2 separate regions of the Homo sapiens genome follow, and region 2 is linked to region 1. A link is a loop called in an ENCODE intact Hi-C map of the cell type or tissue named here. Cell type or tissue: heart left ventricle. All regions are shown on one strand. Each heading gives the region's core, and the rest is flanking DNA. Links, peaks and the distances in the headings are about the cores only. Region 1 overlaps NEUROG2-AS1 (NEUROG2 and ZGRF1 antisense RNA 1). Region 2 overlaps LINC02945 (long intergenic non-protein coding RNA 2945).

Evidence for each region. A loop is a pair of places that touch in the nucleus more often than their neighbours do. Peaks named below come from ENCODE experiments on the same cell type or tissue, not always from the same donor. Only the 100,000 strongest peaks of a DNase experiment are listed, where the experiment ranks them.
Region 2: it touches region 1 in a loop (2.6-fold over the local background); 10 of 110 quality-filtered maps call a loop at or near these places.

Annotation. Positions count from the first base shown.
Region 1 is chr4:112,518,652-112,528,501 of GRCh38, reverse strand. NEUROG2-AS1 (NEUROG2 and ZGRF1 antisense RNA 1) reads right to left here. Exons shown (of 4, transcript NR_161159.1): 2 at 3,193-3,323. LOC124900760 (a long non-coding RNA gene) reads right to left here. Exons shown (of 2, transcript XR_007058231.1): 2 at 8,545-9,850. Among named protein-coding and RNA genes, the nearest start is that of NEUROG2, 7.4 kb to the right of the region's middle. RefSeq lists silencers at 4,339-4,558, 5,209-5,328 and enhancers at 6,480-7,179, 6,128-7,268. In heart left ventricle, for the core only: CTCF peaks have their summits at 4,245 and 4,445 (motif pointing right); DNase peaks (open chromatin) are centred at 4,441 and 5,331; H3K4me3 peaks cover 1,102 bases; H3K27me3 peaks cover 7,759 bases.
Region 2 is chr4:112,069,781-112,079,630 of GRCh38, reverse strand. The region is part of intron 1 of LINC02945 (long intergenic non-protein coding RNA 2945); the gene reads left to right. It also overlaps the pseudogene TUBB8P3. Among named protein-coding and RNA genes, the nearest start is that of LINC02945, 38 kb to the left of the region's middle. RefSeq lists an enhancer at 2,290-2,339. In heart left ventricle, for the core only: CTCF peaks have their summits at 4,087 and 4,295 (motif pointing left); no DNase peak of the experiment used is centred there.

The DNA.
Region 1 (9,850 bases), core at 1,342-9,341:
ATCTTAGACAAGTTTCCTCATTTGTGAAAATGGTAATGACAATAATGTCCTCATTGGGATTTGTGTGAAAACAAAATTAAATAATATATTCAAGGTTGGCAGGTGGTACAGTGGCTGGCTCATTGTAGGTTTGCTTCCCCTCTTCAAGAAGCAGTCCCTATATCCTCCAAATTTTCAAAAGGTATAAGCTGCAAATAAACATCTAAAAAAGTGCTCCAGAAAAACACTGAATCCTTTGGTCACCCAATGCAACCTAAAAATATGGAGAAAGACTAAGTAGAGAAAAAACTGCAAAAGAAATCATTCCTTTAGAGGATAACTTTGTCAAGAACACTCTTGTCAAGAGCACTGACACAGCCTTGCCATAGCCATAGACTATACACTGTCCAATAAGGAGGAGGAGGAAAAAGTGATGGTCTTCATCTCTATGAATGCTATCTTGACCTAACTTTTAACTTGGTTCTCCACACTGATTAAATTACCTGGGCGAGTAAAGAAAAATCACTTTGTGTTCTGCAGATACGTATCTTCTTAAATATCAAATTAAAGAGAAATTCCAATGCCAGCAAGTTGTGACTGAAATAACTATCTAGATATTCTTTCTTGGCCAAATACTTGGAACCAAGAGATTACTACTGAATTCTTAGGAGGCTGTATCCATATGTTTCTTATTATTACTTTAAAAATTCTATGTGGTTTATTTCACCTCTATTTTATTAGGGAGAAAAAAGCACTTTGAATTTTTGGGATGAGAGGGAAGGAAAAGGCTTTTAATTTATTTTTGAGATGGAGTCTCACTCTGCCACCCAGCTGGAGTGCAGTGGCATGATCTTGGCTCACTGCAACCTGGCCACCTTCCAGGTTCAAGAGATCCTCCTGCCTCAGCCCCCCGAGTAGCTGGGATTACAGGCAAGAGCCACTACGTCCAGCTAATTTTTGTATTTTCAGTAGAGATGGGGTTTCACCATGTTGGCCAGGCAGGTCTCAAACTCCTGACCTCAAGTGATCCACCTGCCTCAGCCTCCCAAAGTGCTGGGATTACAGGTGTGAGCCACTGCACCCGGCCGGAAAAGGCTTTTATTTCAATGAGGCACTACTCCTTTTTCAGAAACAGTCCCTCTGTGTTGCTCAGGCCATAGTGCAGTTGCACCATCTGGTTCAGTGCATCCAGGAACTCTTGGATTCAATTAATCTTCCTGCTTCTGCCTCCCAAAGTGCTAAGATTGTAGGCATGAGCCACTATGCCCAGCTGGAAACACAACATTCTTGATGCCAATTTTATAAGACACTGAGAGCCAAAGGAAGACTCAGAGAAGAAATCAAAATACCATGTGACTTTTTGGGTGGCCAGAAATTTATCTTAAGAAACAACACGCTGAAACCTAATACAATTTCCTTAAACCTCTGATCATTTGTTTTCTGAGAATATTGTTGGTCTCAAATCCAATGTAACTCAAATTATTTGAAGTATAAGAATAAGACTAGGCCGGGTGTGATGGCTCATGCCTGTAATCCCAACACTTTGGGAGGCTGAGGTGGACAGATCTCTTGAGCTCACGAGTTTGAGACCAGCTTGGACAGCATGGCAAGACCCCGTCTCTGCAAAAAATACAAAAATTAGCTGGGCATGGTGGCACACTCCTGTAGTCCCAGCTACTCAAGAGGCTAAGGTGAGAGGATCACCTGAGCCAGGGAAGTCGAGGCTGCAGTGAGTGAGCCGTGATCATGCCATTGCACTCCAGCCTGTATGACAGAAGCGAGACCCTGTCTCAAATAAAGAAAGAAAGAACTCACCAAATTCATGCAGATAATAAAATTATAATTTTCTCCACCTTTTAGTGGCATATTAGAATCTCCCCAGCTGGGAAATTTGAAAAAGAAACAAAACAAGGTGAAAGCTGTCTTCTACTTAGGATATTAATAGGGTTTGGGTTTCGGTTAATATTGACATAGAGTTTTATTTTTTATTTCTAGTCTATTTTGTTTTTACAAAATTTCTTAGTAGACTTTTACCATATAGCCTTAGAAAGGTATCTTGATTTTTCTGTACATTATTGTATTGTGAGATTAATCTTTTTCTTCCTTCAAGAGAAAATGAAGCCTCAAATCCTCAAAAATAAAAACCCTGGAGAAAAAGAGAATTTGCTGAGAAGAATGCCATTATCCTCTTGCAAATCCTTTCCTTTCTCTTATTCTCAGTCCTGCTGTCTCATGCACCCAACAATAATACAACATAGTTTCAGCGTGGTGACTGGTGCTATAAAAATGCAGTTAAATAGAAACCCACAGTTGTGTCCTTCAGGATAAAGATGGCTTCTGTCACAGAGAAAGCCAAAAGCCTAACAACATAGGAAAGCAAAACTCAGAATCAAGTATTTTCTGAATCCTGATTATTTTTAAAACAGTAGCCATAGATGCTATATTTCCAAGCACAAAATGAAAAAGGAAAGTTTTTAATTATGGCTGAGGGCAGGTCAAGAAGAAACACATTTAAGAAAGATTAGACACAAAGAATTTCCCGCTGGCAAGTGTTATTAAATAAAGGAATGTATTACTTTGAGACTTTTTTTTTTTTTTTTTAATCTGGCTGGGCACAGAGGATCATGCCTGTAATCCCAGCACTTTGGGAAGCTGAAGCAGACAGATCACTTGAGCCCAAGAGTTCGAGTCCAGCCTGGACAACATGGTGAAACCCCGTCTCTACTAAAAATACAAAAATTAGCAGGGTGTGGTGGTGCTGTCTGTAGTTACAGCTACTCTGGAGGCTGAGGTGGGAGAATCGCTTGAACCTGGAAGGAGGAAGTTGCATTGAGTGGGATGATGCCACTGCACTCCAGCCTGGGTGACAGAGCAAGACCCTGTCTCAAAAAACAAAAACAAACAAACAAAAAAAATCAAGTATTTCTTTAGAAATCCACCAGAACCCTATGATGAGGTCTCATCTCTCTGAAAAGTTATGTGATCCAGCATTGAGGAGCTTTCCTTTCTCTGTCCAGCCCCAGGAATTTTGATTTAACAAGAATACTGAAATTGCAATGTATGTTCCTCTTCTCTACAACAGTGTTTCCATTGATAGTTCAAGAATGAGTTTTAAACGTTTGTCTTAAAATTACAGTATCCCATGTCAGTGCAAATGGCTCAACTCCTGGGGCCTTAATTTTAACTGTGGATGAGTTCTACGATATAACTTACCCCACTTCAGACATCTCTGAACTGAAATTTCCTTCCAATGTTTGACAGAGACTACAAAAGAAAAGGCATTCTCCAGAAGGCTGGCATTTTAAAAAATAACAACTTCTGATTATGAATGTTCCAGTATTTACCTAGAAAACACAGAGATAAAAACTTAACTTACCACTACTCAATGGAAAAAAAACCACTATGAATATATTTTTCACTCTAGGATGTATGAGCTTATATGTCTGTCCAATCATTTAGATACAAATATCTATAAACTGGGGTCATACTAAACATTATGAGATTAAAAAATTAAATATCCATCAGAAATATAATTTTAATGTCTGCATGACATTTTGTTATTGTAGCAATTATATGTAAATACATTTACTACCAAAATTTTGTAGTAAACTATTGTATAATGTATTATTAGTCTCTACTGTTGATAAATGTGGGCAACTTAAATTCGTTCCAATTAACAGGTAAAGTGGTAAAATGGTAAGTCCTTAAGTTACCTTAGATCCTTGGGAAAGCACAGTAATTTGTTGACGAAGTTAAGGACAAGTAAAGTCAAGTGGGAAACAGATGAAAATGGCGAGCGGAAATAGAAGTTTGGGTGTCTGGACCCATGAACTAAGGCCTAAGGCAAATGATGCTGAACGCCTCTCTGTCCCCGCCCAACGTTTTACACTCGGGACATCTAGCTAAAAATGAACATCAAATACCAATTCGGATGATAATTAAAATGTACTGGGGGAACGACAAGCAGTCTGGAGAATGAATCTGAACGTGGCTCTGGGTGCGTAAAGAAAACATCTGTACAGACATGATATAATACACAAAGTCTGTACCCACTCAGTGCATCTGAGTCCTTTTGAGCCTGGAGACCAAGTCCTTTTCCCCAGCCTATTGGGTCTTGGCGTCACTTCTAGCTGATTTGCTAAATCCTCAAAACAAAAGAAAACGAAACCCGTGGGGCTTAAATCCGGTTGTTCTTAAACTTGGCAACTATCAGAACCCTAGGGGAGGTGTTTTGTGTTTGTTTCTTTCGGCTTTTGAAACTGCAGGTGAGGACGTGGCTGGGCACTGTGCGTTTGTAACCTGAGCCGCAGGTGAAGCTTCCCAGAGGGCGTCCCCGGACCGACCTCGAGGAGACCCCAAATCCACTGTCCCCCGGTGGCCGGCTGTCTTGGGAGCTCCCCCGCGGCCCCGAAGCCCCGCGGTGCTCTCAGGATACCCCCTCGACCTCCGTGCCCCACCAGGGGGCGCCCCGACTTCGCAGCGCGCCCGCCGTGAATCGGCTGCCCTCGGGCGGGCCCGGCCCTCCAGGACCAGAGCGCGTCCTGAAAACGCTCAGGTGCGGCAGGAAGGGAGTGTAACCCCGAGAGGGGCAGCAGGCTGTAGGGGGCGCCTCCTGCACACCTGTCAGCGCTCCGGCTCCCTCGGACACCGCTCTCGCAAAAGATCTTGTTTTGTGTTTTGTTTTAAAAGTCTTCTCCGCCCCCATACTGCTTGAAGGCGTAAATGAGGGAGGGGTGGGAGGGGTGGAAGGGGGAAACGGAGAAAAGAGACGCTGGCGGACTGAATACCTTCTTTAAATTACTGCTGACACCTCGGTTCCAGGCCCCTAAAATCTCAATCAACAATCTATTAGAACTCAACAGGAGTAAAACTAAATCCTCGTTTAAGTGTATTTATCCGATCTCCTTTCTCTCTTTCAAATGCTAAATCCATTTCAGCATATGCCCCCTTCTTTCTCTCGCCTTTCTCTCAAGATTGGCAGCCCATACCACTCTTGTAAATATGAAAGATGCTAATCATATGACATATCACGTCTCCGTCGGAGCCGGAATAAAGCCTTCAGATTTGGGATCATTGCCTCCAGACAACAGCTTCATCAGCCGGAAAGTTGGTTTTTTTTCTCCTTTCCTTCAACCCTCAATCCCTTCTTTGTCTGGAGGAAAATGCAGCCGACTCGAGCCACCCAGGCCATATGGTTCACTCTGTATTTTCTTAGTTGAATTCTGAATTGTTTCTGTGACTTGCGAAGTTTTTTTGGAAGTGCGTGTAAAGACATAGAAGAACTACTTGCGCAGGGAGCGCTGCCCGGGCGCACCGCGGCCGCCCCCTCCCGGCCTGGAGACCCGGCCCTGGCTCCTCCGCCGAGAGCTGTACTAGCAACTGCGTTATCGCAGGGTCGTTTCTACCAGGCAGGCCACAGCTGTCTGGTTCGCGCCTGGTGCTAACGCTGCGCCTCGCTAGGCGCCTGGCACTCGGTAGGCGCTCGAGAAATACTTCGGGGGGAAAGAAAGAATGGATAAATCAGCAATAAGTGTCAACCCCCAATGTTTTAGATTCTAAAGTATATCTTTAGATCCCTGAAAATAAACCATACCCCCGTCTCCCAACACTATTGCATTACACAGTTTTATTGTTACATACACGTATCCTTTTCTGATATATAAAACAATTTTTTTCTGTAGACACGGTCTCACTCTATTGCCCAGGCTGGAGTGCAGTGGTGCGATCTCGTCTCATTGCAACCTCCCGTTTCCGGGCTCAAGTGATTCTCCCACCTCAGCCTCCCGAGTAGCTGGGATTACAGGCACGTACCACCAAGCCTGGCTAATTTTTTTTTTTTTTTTTTTTTTTTGAGACACAGATTTGCCCTGTTGCCTAGGCTGGTCTCAAACTCCTGAGCTCAAGCGATCTCGGCCTCCCAACGCGCTGGGATTACAGGCATGAGCCACCGCGTGCCCGACCACTAAAACGATTTTTAATACCTTTTGAATGTAAGCTCTGTGGGGGTAGGAATGTGCGTCTTGTGCGTCGGTGTTTCCTGGGCCTAGTACAGTGTTTGACATACACTGGGTGTTCATTAAGTGTAGTTTGAATGTAGGAAGGAGAAATGATTCAATGAATCAATTAAAGTAATAAACTGATATCCTTTTCCCAAAAGGTACAGATTAAGGAAGAGTCTCTGCTAAAGATTCGAACTTATTTACCTCAACATCACCCTTTTAATTTGTATCAGCAACAATAAACGATACATTTATTTCCAGAAGAGAATTAAGTTTTGTTTTGTTTGTTTTGGGTATTTTTTTTTCCTTAGTGGGGAAAGGAGAGGGAAAATCAGCTTTCAAGATCTTTATCCATTTCTCAAAGTTCTGTGTTTTCCAGGTTAGGGACGGTCCCTGCGAGGGAGCAGGCTGCCAAATTTCCTTTCTCTCTGTCTAACTCCTTACACAAATCCCAAAGGGCCCTTTCACCAAATCATTAAATTCTACAGAGGTGGTCAAGCTCGCACTGCTTTTCATGAAACGCAGAAAGAAAAGGGTCCTTGAAGTTTAGAAGATGCCCAAGGAAAACTCCTTGAATGACATCAAAAGAATGAGTTTCCATAGCTGTTGAAGCACGAGGGCAGTGTATCCGCACAAAGGGGGATCGGGGCACTGGGACGGGCCCACCGCTCTGTCCCAGGACAATTGGGTCACTGAAATAGGGAATTAATTACCATTGGAGAGTGGGCAGCCCATTCACCACTGGCTGAGTTTTATTAAACGCCAATATAAATAACAAAACAACTCTTGTGGCTGCACTATTCCTACACGCCAAAGGAAGGATTATGCTGGGGATTAACATCTTAAAGTCTATGAGACTTTCTGACTCAAGGCTCGGAGCTGGTAATCGTGTTTGTCTCCTGGTTCAGCGATTAGTGCTCTCTTTCTTGCACTTTCCCCTGGATAGCCAATGTCCCTTTTTGCAGGCACCGAAGGGTGGGGAAGAGGTTCTCTCCCTAGTGGGCCCTCAGCTCTCCATTCACGCGCTGGCTGTTCTTTTCCCCTTACCTGAAGAAAACAATCAGAAAGCTGGCATGGATTGGCAAAATCTCCTACGGTAATTTCTTTCCTTCGTGGGAAAGAAGAGGGACATTTGGGTAGCGGGTTGCCTCAGGGATAAGAAGTCTGCGGAGCTTTGCCTTCCCCAGAGCAGGTGGGGATAGGGTATAGCGTCTGCGAAGAAGGAAGTGAGCCTCCTAGCACCTGCGGGGCCGATTCCGCGCTAGCAAGCTGACTGACCTTGTGTGTCAAGCCGAATCCCGGAATGTTTGGCTTGGAGGCACCAGAGCACGTCGTGCGGGCTTGGGGCCAGGGTCTCTAGAGTGGGGCTTGGGGCCTGGGGGATGATCTTCCCTGCCTTCTGTCTGCTGTGGTGGATGCCGATTCCTCGGACGCGATGAAAATACTGAAGGGGAGGGGCTGGCGCAGTGAAGCGCAGTTCAGTGACCTGGCCGGGACCTCTCCAGGGCTAGGTTCAAGCCGAATCCTCCCCGGACAGGATTCAAGGGGAAAACGTGGGGGAGACCGAGAATACCATGTGGGATGCAGTAACTGGGGATCGGGGCGAATTTACATTGTTTTCTCCTTGGCTTCCTTGGCTCCCGGATAGGGGACCGTCAGAAACTCCGAATTCACACTCATTCCCAGCGCTCACCACTATCAATAACGAATCCTAGCGTTGCAAGGGGTGCTCTGCGGAGAAAGCTAATTGTTTCCATACCAGGCTCTCCTGCTCTGGAAGCTGCGTTTCTAGCCTGCAGCGAAGAACTAGAGACCGTTGATGTAAAAGATGTTTAGGATTTACCAACTTTTTCCCGCCATCTTTCCATCTTTCTGAGAACTCACTCGGAGGATTAGGATTTGGGTTACAAAGCCCCCTTGTCAGGTACTTCATCTTGTTATTTTAGCAGAGAGTAGACACGCCATCTCCTTTGGCCGACGGTGGTTTACTGTGAATTGGGGGACAGGCTCGCTGGATAGCCAAACCTTGGCTTTTGTCCTCTCAGGGAAGGGCGCCCTCTTTCGCGCCCCCGACAGTCACCTGCAACAGCAAGGGACTAGCGCGGCGACCATTTGTCCTCTTTCGCAACTTGTGAGGTCGAAGTGTGGAGGGAATGTAGCCTATGGCTCCACAGCAACACCTACCCTAAACTTTAGGGCTTTTGGGTCGTCTCAAAGTTCAAGCTTCTTAGAAGCAACAAAGACTTTCTAAAGATCCCCACCCTCTCACCCCTCCCCTTACTCCACTTGTCTCTCACTACACGCACTCAGCTCCCTTTCTTTCTGAGGCTTGGGGATGAGTTTAAATCATTGTGCTCCCATTTCTTGAAAACTGTCTGCTTTGAGCTTTTGTTCTCTTAAAGTAGGATTCCGCACTGAAAGAAGGGCTGAAGATGAACAGTTTGACCCCTTAGGACAGTTCATGCAATGGACAGGAGCGGCCCTCGGTCACCATCCTGGCTGATGCTATTCACTCACTCCCCTCCCCCTTCACAGAACATTTCAGCCTCGTTTCATCTGGACAATCTTTTAGACCACACAAGTGCCTCTTGAATTTATTTAAGTTAAAAGAGTGCTAGAAGAGTACAGCTAAGGATATTTGGCATTAGTTATGCCTTCGCAAAGCTGAGTACAAATCGAAATTGCTTTCTTTTTCCTGCAAAACTAAGCAAAATGCTGAACAAATACAATTCTGTTATCTAGGCAACTGTGAGTATGAACAGTTGGTCTTTGGATTGTATGAGGTTGTCCTTGGGTGTTTCTTTTCTTTTTAAAAATGATATTTTTCACAGTGAGAAATATTTTCAGAAATGCTCTGTGATCAAGTGTAAGTCAGCTCTTGAAGGCTACAGTACAAACACACAACCAAAATTTTTAAGAGTTCCAGGGTATATAGAGAGCGTCTTTTTTTTTTTTTAACAGATGTACTTTTAAAAATTGTTTTATACTTTTTTTTACATTTTAAGTTCTGGGATATACGTGTGCAGAATGTGCAGGTTTGTTTCAACATGTGCTGTGGCGGTTTGCTGCACCTATCAACCCATAATCTAGATTTTAAGTCCCTGCATGCATTAGGTATTGGTCCTAATGCTCTCCCTCCCCTTGTCCCCCAGCCCTCTTCCCCCCACCCCCGCAGGCCCCAGTATGTGATGTTCCCCTCCCTGTGTCCACGTGTTCTCATTTACAGATGTACTTTTTATAGTAATCGGACATACATCACTGCATATGCCCAAAGAAGCCCTCATTAAAAAAAATAAAATTCTATAAACCCGATGATGGCTTTACGTTTAGTGATTAGAAATTGATTTATAGCAATGTTTGAATATGTACATAATCCTAAGTTTCTTGACATTGTTGGAATAGTTTTTCCTTTTGCAGGAAACTTCCAGAATAGGAAGTGTGTAGTTTACCTTAATACAATTTTACCATTACTAAGCATCTGTGTAGGATATACTTAAATATGCATTATTAACTTATCACTCACAGACAGTATAGAAGGTTTGGATTTTGTCACAGGAAAACATGTGCCCTTTCAGTGAGTCATAAAAACATAAAATCCTGGGAGAATAAAAAAACTGGAGAGTCAGATGTCCAAATACTGTTAACAATCAACTAAAGAAATCCATTGTGTGTTTCACTGGCACTAAGCATCAAACCCAGCTTGATCTCATTGTTATTTGGGGTTATATGAGGCTCACCAAGTTTCCCTTTAAGTCTCTACTTCTACTTAACTGGATTCCAATTCTGTTCTTCCCCCAAATATATTTTATCATTAAATCAACCCAGCACTTCCTAGCTAAACCAAAAGTTTAAAGCAACGTGTCCAAAGACAG
Region 2 (9,850 bases), core at 1,081-9,080, 450 kb after region 1:
GTAGAACCTTTATAAAAGACTTTTTTTTTCACAAAAAGGTAAAAAAAGTAACATAAAGGCTGAGAATCACACAGTTGTACAATAATTAGATGATGCATTAATAATAGTTCTTCAAAGTAGCAGATGGCAAAAACTTCCCTTTCATTTTTATTTAATTTGTTTCCTTATTATTGAAATAGCCAGATGAAATCATTTGTGTGTTGTATGTTGCATTCCAGTATTAAAATTTAAACTATTAACATCATGGGAGGGAATGATGGAATAATAAACAGACTATAAAATAAAATTGAATGTTTGCACAGTGATTTATGCCACATAAAACTAATATACTTTGTAATTTTTCTAGAATCCTTATTGGTATAATCTGAGCCAGTGACCAAAACACACTATAACATGAAACATGCTTAATGAAAACTATGATAATCTCAATGTTGACATCAACAAAACATTAAATTCAAATAATATAATTATGAATCAGGAACATAGTGAAATATGCTGGATATCAAATGTGCTAACATCATGCTGTCGAAAGAAGAAAGAGAAGGTAAAGTCCAGGGTGATATAATCTAAAAGAATATTCAGTGTAATGTGCTTAGATGAAAAGAGGAGGGAAACAATGGAAGAAAATAGTTATCTCTTCTCCTTATCAGTCTGTGTTCTACTGGGAAAGAAAAGCTGAGGCTCCTCATTAAGTTGTAACCCGACTGGTTTACTATTCTGTTACTTGGTGATCTTCAGAAGATTTTGGCCAATATAAGTTGATAACTTCCCATAATAAAATATGCTATATTTCCTTTTTTTCTTCATTGGACACTTAAAAAAACATGTATTTTTATTAGTTTTCTTTTCTACCAAATCCAGTTAAAAGCAAAGAGCAGTAATCATATCTGAATGAGCACAAATGTACTTGCCAGTTGCTTTCCTCTGTGGCAACACTGTTGCTTGGGAAGGTGTCAGTGCTTTTATTATTGTTGCTGTTATTTTATCTTACTAATGATTTAATCACCCTCTTCAAAAAGTGTGAATTTCTTAGAGGATTTTCTTTGCCTAACTACTGTGCTTGGTGATGCAAAACGTGTATAACTTAGATAACTTTTTCTTTTTTACTATGAAAATGTTTTAATACAGGTGAGCACACAAGAAGTGCACACACAGAGAGACATAGCTTTCATAGAACACACTGGGAGTGAATAAAGAATTCGTATCACTTCTATCTAACAGAAGGCTCTACTAGGCCACCTCCTCCTGGGCCCACTCCTCAAACTCTCCCTCCTCCTGGTACTGTTGGTACTCAAACATCAGGTTGTTCCTGTTGCTCTCGGCCTCAGTGAATTCCATCTCATCCATGTCCTCACCCATACACCAGGGCAAGAAGGCCTTGTGCCTGAACACGGCAGTGAACTGCTTTGAAATGTGCCTGAACAGCTCCTGGATGGCCATGTTGTTGCCAGTGAAGGCAGCAGACATTTTTAGCCCTGGAGGTGGGATGTCACAGAAAGCTGTTTTCACATTGTGGGGGATCCAGTCAGCAAAGTAGCTGCTGTTCTAGTTTTCGCTGTTAAGCATTTGCTCGTCCACCTCCCTCCGGGACATGTGGCCCCTGAAAATGGCAGCTGCCATTAGGTAGCAGCCTTGCAGGGGTCGCACCGGCAGTCATCATAGTCTTGGCATCAAACGTCTGCTGGGTGAGCTCAGCCACCATCAAGGCCCGGTACTGCTGGCTGCCCCGGCTGGTCAGCAGGATAAAGCCAGGCATGAAGAAGTGCAGGTGGGGGAATGGGACCATGTTTATGGCCAGTTTCCCAAGGTCAGCATTCAGCTGGCCTGGGAAGTGCAGGCAGGTGGTGACCCCACTCATGGTGGCAGATACCAGGTGGTTCAGGTCACCATAGTTGGGTGTGGGCAACTTTAGGGTTCTGAAGCAGATGTCATAGAGAGCTTCATTATCAATGCAAAAGGTCTCACCTGCATTTTCTATGAGCTGGTAGACTGAGAAAGTGGTGTTGTAGGGCTCCACCACTGTGTCGGACACCATGTACATGAAGAAACTGCCAGCCACCTTTACACTAGGTGCACAGAATAAATCAAACCAACTTTTCTTCTTCAGAGAAGAGTCACTTGAGTGCCCCACTAAGTTCTGAAACATATGGTAATTAGGCCCCCATGGCCCTGGAGGAAGTGTGTAACAAAAACTTTTTGTGGCTTCAAAGTTTCTTCTCTTCAGATCCCACTGTCTGCTGACAGGGCCAGCCTTAGGGTGTGAGAACAGTGCAGTCACACAGGATCCCCAGCTCAGAAGGGCCCCATAACTGGGCTTAATGCTCAGCAGTTGCTGTCATGACATTCCTTGTAGTTTTATTTTAGAATTTGTATTTTCATAAGTGAAGTCCGATGGAAAAATGGAGCATGTGCCAGGGACATGGAGCCTCAGCTCCCTCTCGGTCCCCCTCCTCCCACTTCCCCAGGATGGGTTCATGGCTACCTGCTTCCTATGCCCTCACACCCTGGCCTCACCCTGCCTCTTCCTCTCTGCTTGTACCCCATTAACTGATGTGCCTTCTGCTTGAGGTGGTCACCTCAAGGGTGTTGGGGTTGAGATGGGCAGCATTCTGCCATTGCCTTTTTCCCCTAGTGGGGGCTTGAACACCGATATGGGAGGTTCAGGGTCGATGTGTGCCCCACAGCATCTCAGGGCAGGGCGAGGTGGTGGCTGTCCCTGCCCCAGGCTGGTAACTCCACGGTACATTTGGTGAGTGAGTTGGCAGGAAAGTCTTTGGCCCACCATATCCAGACACTGAATGCATGGCATGGAGGTTCCCATTCCGTGGTGGTTGCCCATCCACTCTGGGTTGGGACAGTGGGACCATGGAACTGTGGGAAGAGGCGAATGACCTTTCCGCCCCTGAGTAGGGCACAGCCTGTCAGTTTGGTGGATGCAGAGAGGTCGTGGGCTACATGCATAGGGTCACAGGCAGGGCTCCTGGGCACCTGTGAAGATCTGTACTTGCCCTGCAAGTATTCCCATGCCTGAGGGAGCATAACTTTAAATAGCAAATAAAAATCACCATGACAGGAGAAGAGAGAGAGACTGTGGAAGAAAGGAAAACATTTAATATAGTAGTACTTTTACTGGCACTCTTTTCCTGACTTTTGAACAAAAGGTCCTGAATTTCCATTTGCATTGGGCTTTGCAAATTATGTGGCTGGTCTTGTCTGCAGAGCTTGTTACTGGGTGGTTGGGGGTCAGTGAGCCTTTTGGGAGGAAAGGTCCTGGAGACTTCTCTGATGGACAAAAGTGTCCTTGACTCACATCTAGTGGCAGGTAAGGGCCACAGATCTACATAGGAAAACCTGTGAGAAAAGGTGGACCCTGGATTTTTGCTCTTGCACAGCCATCAGGGCCTAGAACAGGCACCATACATTCAATTGGCTGTGGCAAGTAACAACCAGCATCAGGGAATGTGGAGTGGAGGGCACTGCAGCGAAGTGCTTGCCTTGAGCAATCTGATATGGAGGAGGTGAGAGATGCTATTGCGATTCAGCCCCAGATGGTGTTGCTGTGCCGGATAGGAGCTCAGTACTGCAGTATTATCCAAGAGAAACTGGAGATACAGCTTGTTTGGGTGAAAAATTTTTATAAATTAAAAAAAAATTTTTTTAATGAGACAGTCTGGCTCTGTCACCTAGGCTGGGGTACAGTGGTGTGATCTTGGCTCACTGCCACCTCTGCCTCCTGGGTTCAAGTGATTCTCCTGCCTCAGCCTCTTGAGTAGCTGGGATTACAGGCACACGCCACCATGCCCAACTAAATTTTTGTATTTTTATTAGAGAGGAGGTTTCACCATGTTGGCCAGGCTGGTCTCAAACTCCTGACCACAAGTGATCTGCCCACCATGGCTTCCCAAAATACTGGGATTACAGGCGTGAGCCACTGTGCCCGACCTGTGTGAAAATTTTTATATGAAATTTCAAACACAGTATGGATAAACAAAATATTTCAAGGAGACATATTTGAACTGGGGCCCCTTTGTTTGCAGGTCATGGGGTAAGTTGGTTCTGACATAATATGTTACCAGGGCTGTAAACCCCTCTAGACTCAGCCACCCTAGCCTGATTTTCATGCTTTGAGAAGAAAACTGGACATCTGAGTAGGAGATTGAAGAGCCCTGATTTACACTCAAGTGTGCAGTTATACAGGGTCTGGGTCTGTAAAGGATTTTGCTGAGGATAGACATGCCACCGCCATCAGATTGTGAATGTATATTAGGTTTCAACAACGACATCTAGTGGCAATGAAAGAAACAACAGCCTTGCTGAGCCCAGGAAGTTTTCTCCATCAGCCAGGAGTTTAGAGTGAGTAAGCCACTGGACTCAAGAGTGGGAAAGGGTAGGTCTCAAGAGAGAGATAATGGATTTTCTATTAATACAGACAAGTGGGGGAGAGGGTGATTCCATGGAAATATACAAGATATGACCAAACATGCATTCCAAGCCAGTTATATGGGCCATTCTAGTTACATTACTACTGAATTGTTTTGATTAAATGCCACAGAAGTTAAAATAGCAAACTTTCATTTAAGTTTTCCTCTTATTTATGGAAATTCAATAGGACTATTTCAGGAAGGCTTAATATTAGTATCAATTTTTAGTAAATGTTTTATGACTTTATAGTCAGATATTGACCAGTAATAATATCATTTAATATATCTTACACATGATCTTAGTCAAAAGGCAAAGAAGTGATATATGTGTTCAATATATAATAAGCAATAAATAATTACTGAGTCTGGCACAGTTCTAGGCTAAGTATATGTATTAGGTGTCTTATTTGACATTTAAATTCATCATAATATTTCTTGTGTTTTAACTTGAGGGAATGCAAAGAAATAAAAATATGAGATTCTCCCTTAGGTATTCATGTGCTGTATAAATATTTATTGAGTATGCACCACGTACCAGATTAGATGCCGGGATACAATAGCAAGTAAGATGTTTATACTTGCTATTTTCATGGAGCTTACAATCTAGTATGGTAAGTGGTATTAGGCAAACCCTTAGCACAAATAATTAACATCAATTGTGTTAAGTGCTATGAAGGAGAAGCATACAGGGAACTGGAAGCAGGTTTGGGGGTCAAGGCTCAGCAATCGAAGTAGACAGTAATTAGCAATGAGGCTGAAAAGGAAGTTGAGACTAAATCATGTAAGGCCTTGAAGGTTGTATCCAGGATTTAGCTTCTTATTCCAAAAACAATGTACGGACATTGAAGGATTTTAAGCAGTTAAGTGCCATAATCAGATATTAAAAAAAAAAAAAACCCACTCTGGCTTCAGTGAGTAAAACAGATCATACCTACATGAGAAAATCAACACGAGAAGCATTGCTTGAACATATAGGACTTTTGGAATTAACTATAGAACTAGGCACATCAGGAAGCAATGTTCAAGTAAAATTACTGCTTTGTGTGTATTATGGGATAAAATAAGAGGTCTATGTTGGGTGTTTCATTTTATCAGATAAAATTTTAATTTTTTTTTATCATGAAGGAGTCAAAGGAGTAATTTCCTGTCCTTCTTTTTGCAGTGTTATTAATGTCAGAAGCTGACAGATTAAAAAATGATGTTCTACATGGACAAAGCCTGGCATATTTGTAACTTTCAATATGTAGCTATGATAAACTGCATTAATAGCTAAGGAAATGAGTTTGGATTTAAAGGATACTTTTTTCTTGGATTGGATTTTGGTTGGAAAAAAGGATCTTAGGTAAGAAGGATTTTTTTTTCCCATTTACTGGGGGAACCAGCCCCAGTATTTCAACATAGGTTCTTTTCTATTTTCCCTAAGTGTTGGCTGGTCTGAGAAATAAAGAGAAAGAGTACAAAGAGAGGAATTTTACAGCTGGGCCTCTGGGGATGACATCACATATTGGTAGGACCGTGATGATGACCCCGAGCCACAAAACCAGCAAGTTTTTATTAGGGATTTTAAAAGGGGAGGGGGTGTATGAACAGGGAGTAGGTCACAAGGATCACATACTTCAAAGGGCAATAAAGATCACAAGGCAAAGGCAAAATTAGAAATACTGATGAGGGTCTATGTCCTGCCATGCACGTATTGTCTTGATAAACATCTTAACAGGAAACAGAGTTTGAGAGCAGATAACTGGTCTGACTAGAATTTACCAGGCTGGAATTTCCCAATCCTAGTAAGCCTGAGGGCACTGCAGGAGACCAGAGCGTATTTCAGTCATTATTTCAACTGCATAAGACAGACACTCCCAGAGCGGCTGTTCATAGACCTCCCCCAAGGAATGCATTCCTTCCCCAGGGTTATTACTTGCTGGGAAAAGAATTCAGTGATATTTCTCTTATTCGCACGTCCGTTTATAGGCTCCCTGCAAGAAGAAAAATAGGGCTGTATTCTGCCCAACCCTGCAGGCAGTCAGACCTTATGGTTGTCTTCCCTTGTTCCCTGAAAATCACTGTTATTCTGTTTTTTTTTTAAGGTGCACTGATTTCATATTGTTCAAACACACATATTTTACAATCAATTTGTACAATAGTGATCCTCAGGTGACGTACATTCTCAGCTTACAAAGATAATGGGATTAAGAGATTAAAGACAGGCATAAGAAATTACAAGAGTATTAATTTTGGGAAGTGATAAATGTTCATGAAATCTTCACAATTTATGTTCTTCTGCCTCAGCTCCAGCTGGTCCCTCTGTTCAGGGTCCCTGACTTCCCACAACACCCTTCATAGTGATATGATTTGGCTCTGTGTCCCCACCCAATCTCATCTCGAATTGTAATCCCCATGTGTTGAGGGAGGGACCTGTAATCCCCACGTGTGGAGGGAGGGAGGTGATTGGATCATGGGGGTGGTTTCCCCCATGCTGTTCTCATGATAGTGAGTGAGTGCTCACGAGATCTGATGGTTTTATAAGTGTTTGGAAGTTCCTCCTTCATTCTTCTTTCTCCTGCTGCCTTGTAAAGAAGTTGCTTGCTTCCCCTTCAGCTTCTGCCATGATTGTAAGTTTCCGGAGACCTCTGCAGCCATGTGGAACTGTGAGTCAATTAAACCTCTTTCCTTTATAAATTACCCAGTCTTGGATATTTCTTTATAGCAGTGTGAAAATAGACTAATACACATAGATATGGTAGGCTTTTTAGAGAAAGATTCATAGTATATGAAGTAATAGATATTATTACCACTAGTTCTACTAGTACTGATTATGTGCTGAAATTTTATTGTAAACTCTCTCTGCACACCCAACCACACACAAACACGTATTTATTTCATTTATTCCTCACAAAAACCCAATGCTGTATGTACTATTATTATGTTCTTTTTAAAGATAAGGAGACTGAAGCACAAATAAGTTAATTACTTTATCAAAAATCACATAGCTTATTGATAATGTGGCCAGAATATAAAACAATATTTGATTCTAGAATGACTGTTCATAACTATTACTTTATATTGCCTTCCAAGATTGAAACTAAAATTTTCAATTATGGAAAAAATAATACATCTATCCAGTAAACATATCACCAAAGTTATCCTTCTTTAGGAAAATTAAATAAATATAGAGTAATAATCCCAATTGTACAAATTTCAGAAATGTTTATTTGAACTGTAATAGAATGCTTCAATTTTAAGAAGAATGCCCTATTATTAGGTATACATTTTGCAATTACTTTTCCAGAATATTTAAAGTAATTTGATTTACAAGAAACTTTTATGAGTGTACCCATTACTTAATGTCAAGAAATGGTAAAATTAAGTGAAAGTTTTCCTCTTGACATTCCTTATTTTTGCTTTCTTTATTCTACTTTATTCTATTTTCCTTTTTGGCACCCTTTGAGTATTAAATAATAAAAGAAGAAAGAAGAGGAGGAGGAGGAGAAAGAGAAGGGAAAGGAAAGAGGAAAGTGGGTGGGCGGGCAAAGAATACAAGTTGGATATATTGCAGATAATTTTTAAGTGTATATTTTTGAAATAAAACTATCTAGTTCTCTGATTTTTTTTCTCATGGTCCACAAAACTGTTCATTTAGTTACAAATTAATTTGTCATTGTTTTTACTTTTTAGGGAAGTATACAATTACCTTTTTATTGTTCGTAAATTTTTGAGGTTAGTGTTATTTGTTTCCAATCCTTGTTTCTCTGATTTTATTTCAATTTTAAACAATCCTTTCATCAACAATACACATCTTTTAAGATACCTATTTGAAATATAAGAATATGTTTATGATACCAATACATGTATGTAGTATACATAAAAATCATTACCTTAAATATACATTAATTTATCTCATTTCCAAAGAAATGAAATTTCATGTTAATTTCACTACTTTAATTTCTTTTTGGAAACAATATATAGATGCCAGTTTACTATCTCCACCTTTTTCTCTCTTAAAAATTATTATAAAATATAAGACACATTCAGAATTGCACTTAAAGCGTAAATACACAGCTTAATAAACTATTTTAAAACAAATAACCACAATCCACATTTTAAAAAATGCTGCTCCAGCTTCCCCAAAGCCCATCTGGGGCTCGCTGAAAGCTCTTTCTTAATTACCAACCTCACTAAAGGTACTCACTGGCTTGACTTTTTCAAGAGTATTTTTAAAAATTGACATATACCTTGCACAATATAAAATTCACCAGTTTAAAGTGTACACTTTATGGTTTTTAGTGGATTCACCAAGTTGTGCAACTATCACCATTAGTTAATTCTAGAACTTTTCAATTCCCTCCTTCCCCCAGATCCTGTATTTATTAGCAGTTTGTCCCAAATTCTCTCTTTCCATAATTTCCTTTCTGTGTCAGGATTTGCCCATTCTGGACATTTCCTATAAGTGGAATCACATGTGGTCTTTTGTGTCTGGTTTCTTTCACTTAGCATTATATTTTCTTTATTTTTTAATTTCATTATTATACTTTAAGTTCTAGGGTACATGTGCACAATGCGCAGGTTTGTTACATATGTATACATGTGCCATGTTGGTGTGCTGCACCCATTAACTTGTCATATACATTAGGTATATCTCCTAATGCTATCCCTCCCCCCTCCCCCCACCCCATGATAGGCCCCGGTGTGTGGTGTTCCCCTTACTATGTCCAAGTGTTCTCATTGTTCAATTCCCACCTATGAGTGAGAACATGTGGTGTTTGGTTTTCTGTCCTTGGGATAGTTTGCTGAGAATGATGGTTTCCAGCTTCATCCACGTCCCTGCAAAGGACATAAACTCATCTTTTTTATGGCTGCGTGGTATTCCATGGTGTATATGTGCCACATTTTCTTAATCCAGTCTATCATTGATGGGCATTTGGGTTGGTTCCAAGTCCTTGCTATTGTGAATAGTGCCGAAATAAACATACGTGTGCATGTGTCTTTATAGCAGCATGATTTATAATCCTTTGGGTATATATCCAGTAATGGGATGGCTGGGTCAAATGGTAATTCTAGTTCTAGATCCCTGAGGAATCGCCACACTGTCTTCCACAATGGTTGAACTAGTTCACAGTCCCACCAACAGTGTAAAAGTGTTCCTATTTCTCCACATCCTCTCCAGCACCTGTTGTTTCCTGACTTTTAAATGATCGCCATTCTAACTGGTATGAGATGGTATCTCATTGTGGTTTTGATTTGCATTTCTCTGATGGCCAGTGATGATGAGCATTTTTTCATGTGTTTTTTGGCTGCATAAATGTCTTCTTTTGAGAAGTGTCTGTTCATATCCTTTGCCCACTTTTTGATGGGGTTGTTTGACTTTTTCTTGTAAATTTGCTTAAGTTCTTTGTAGATTCTGGATATTAGCCCTTTGTCAGATGGGTAGATTG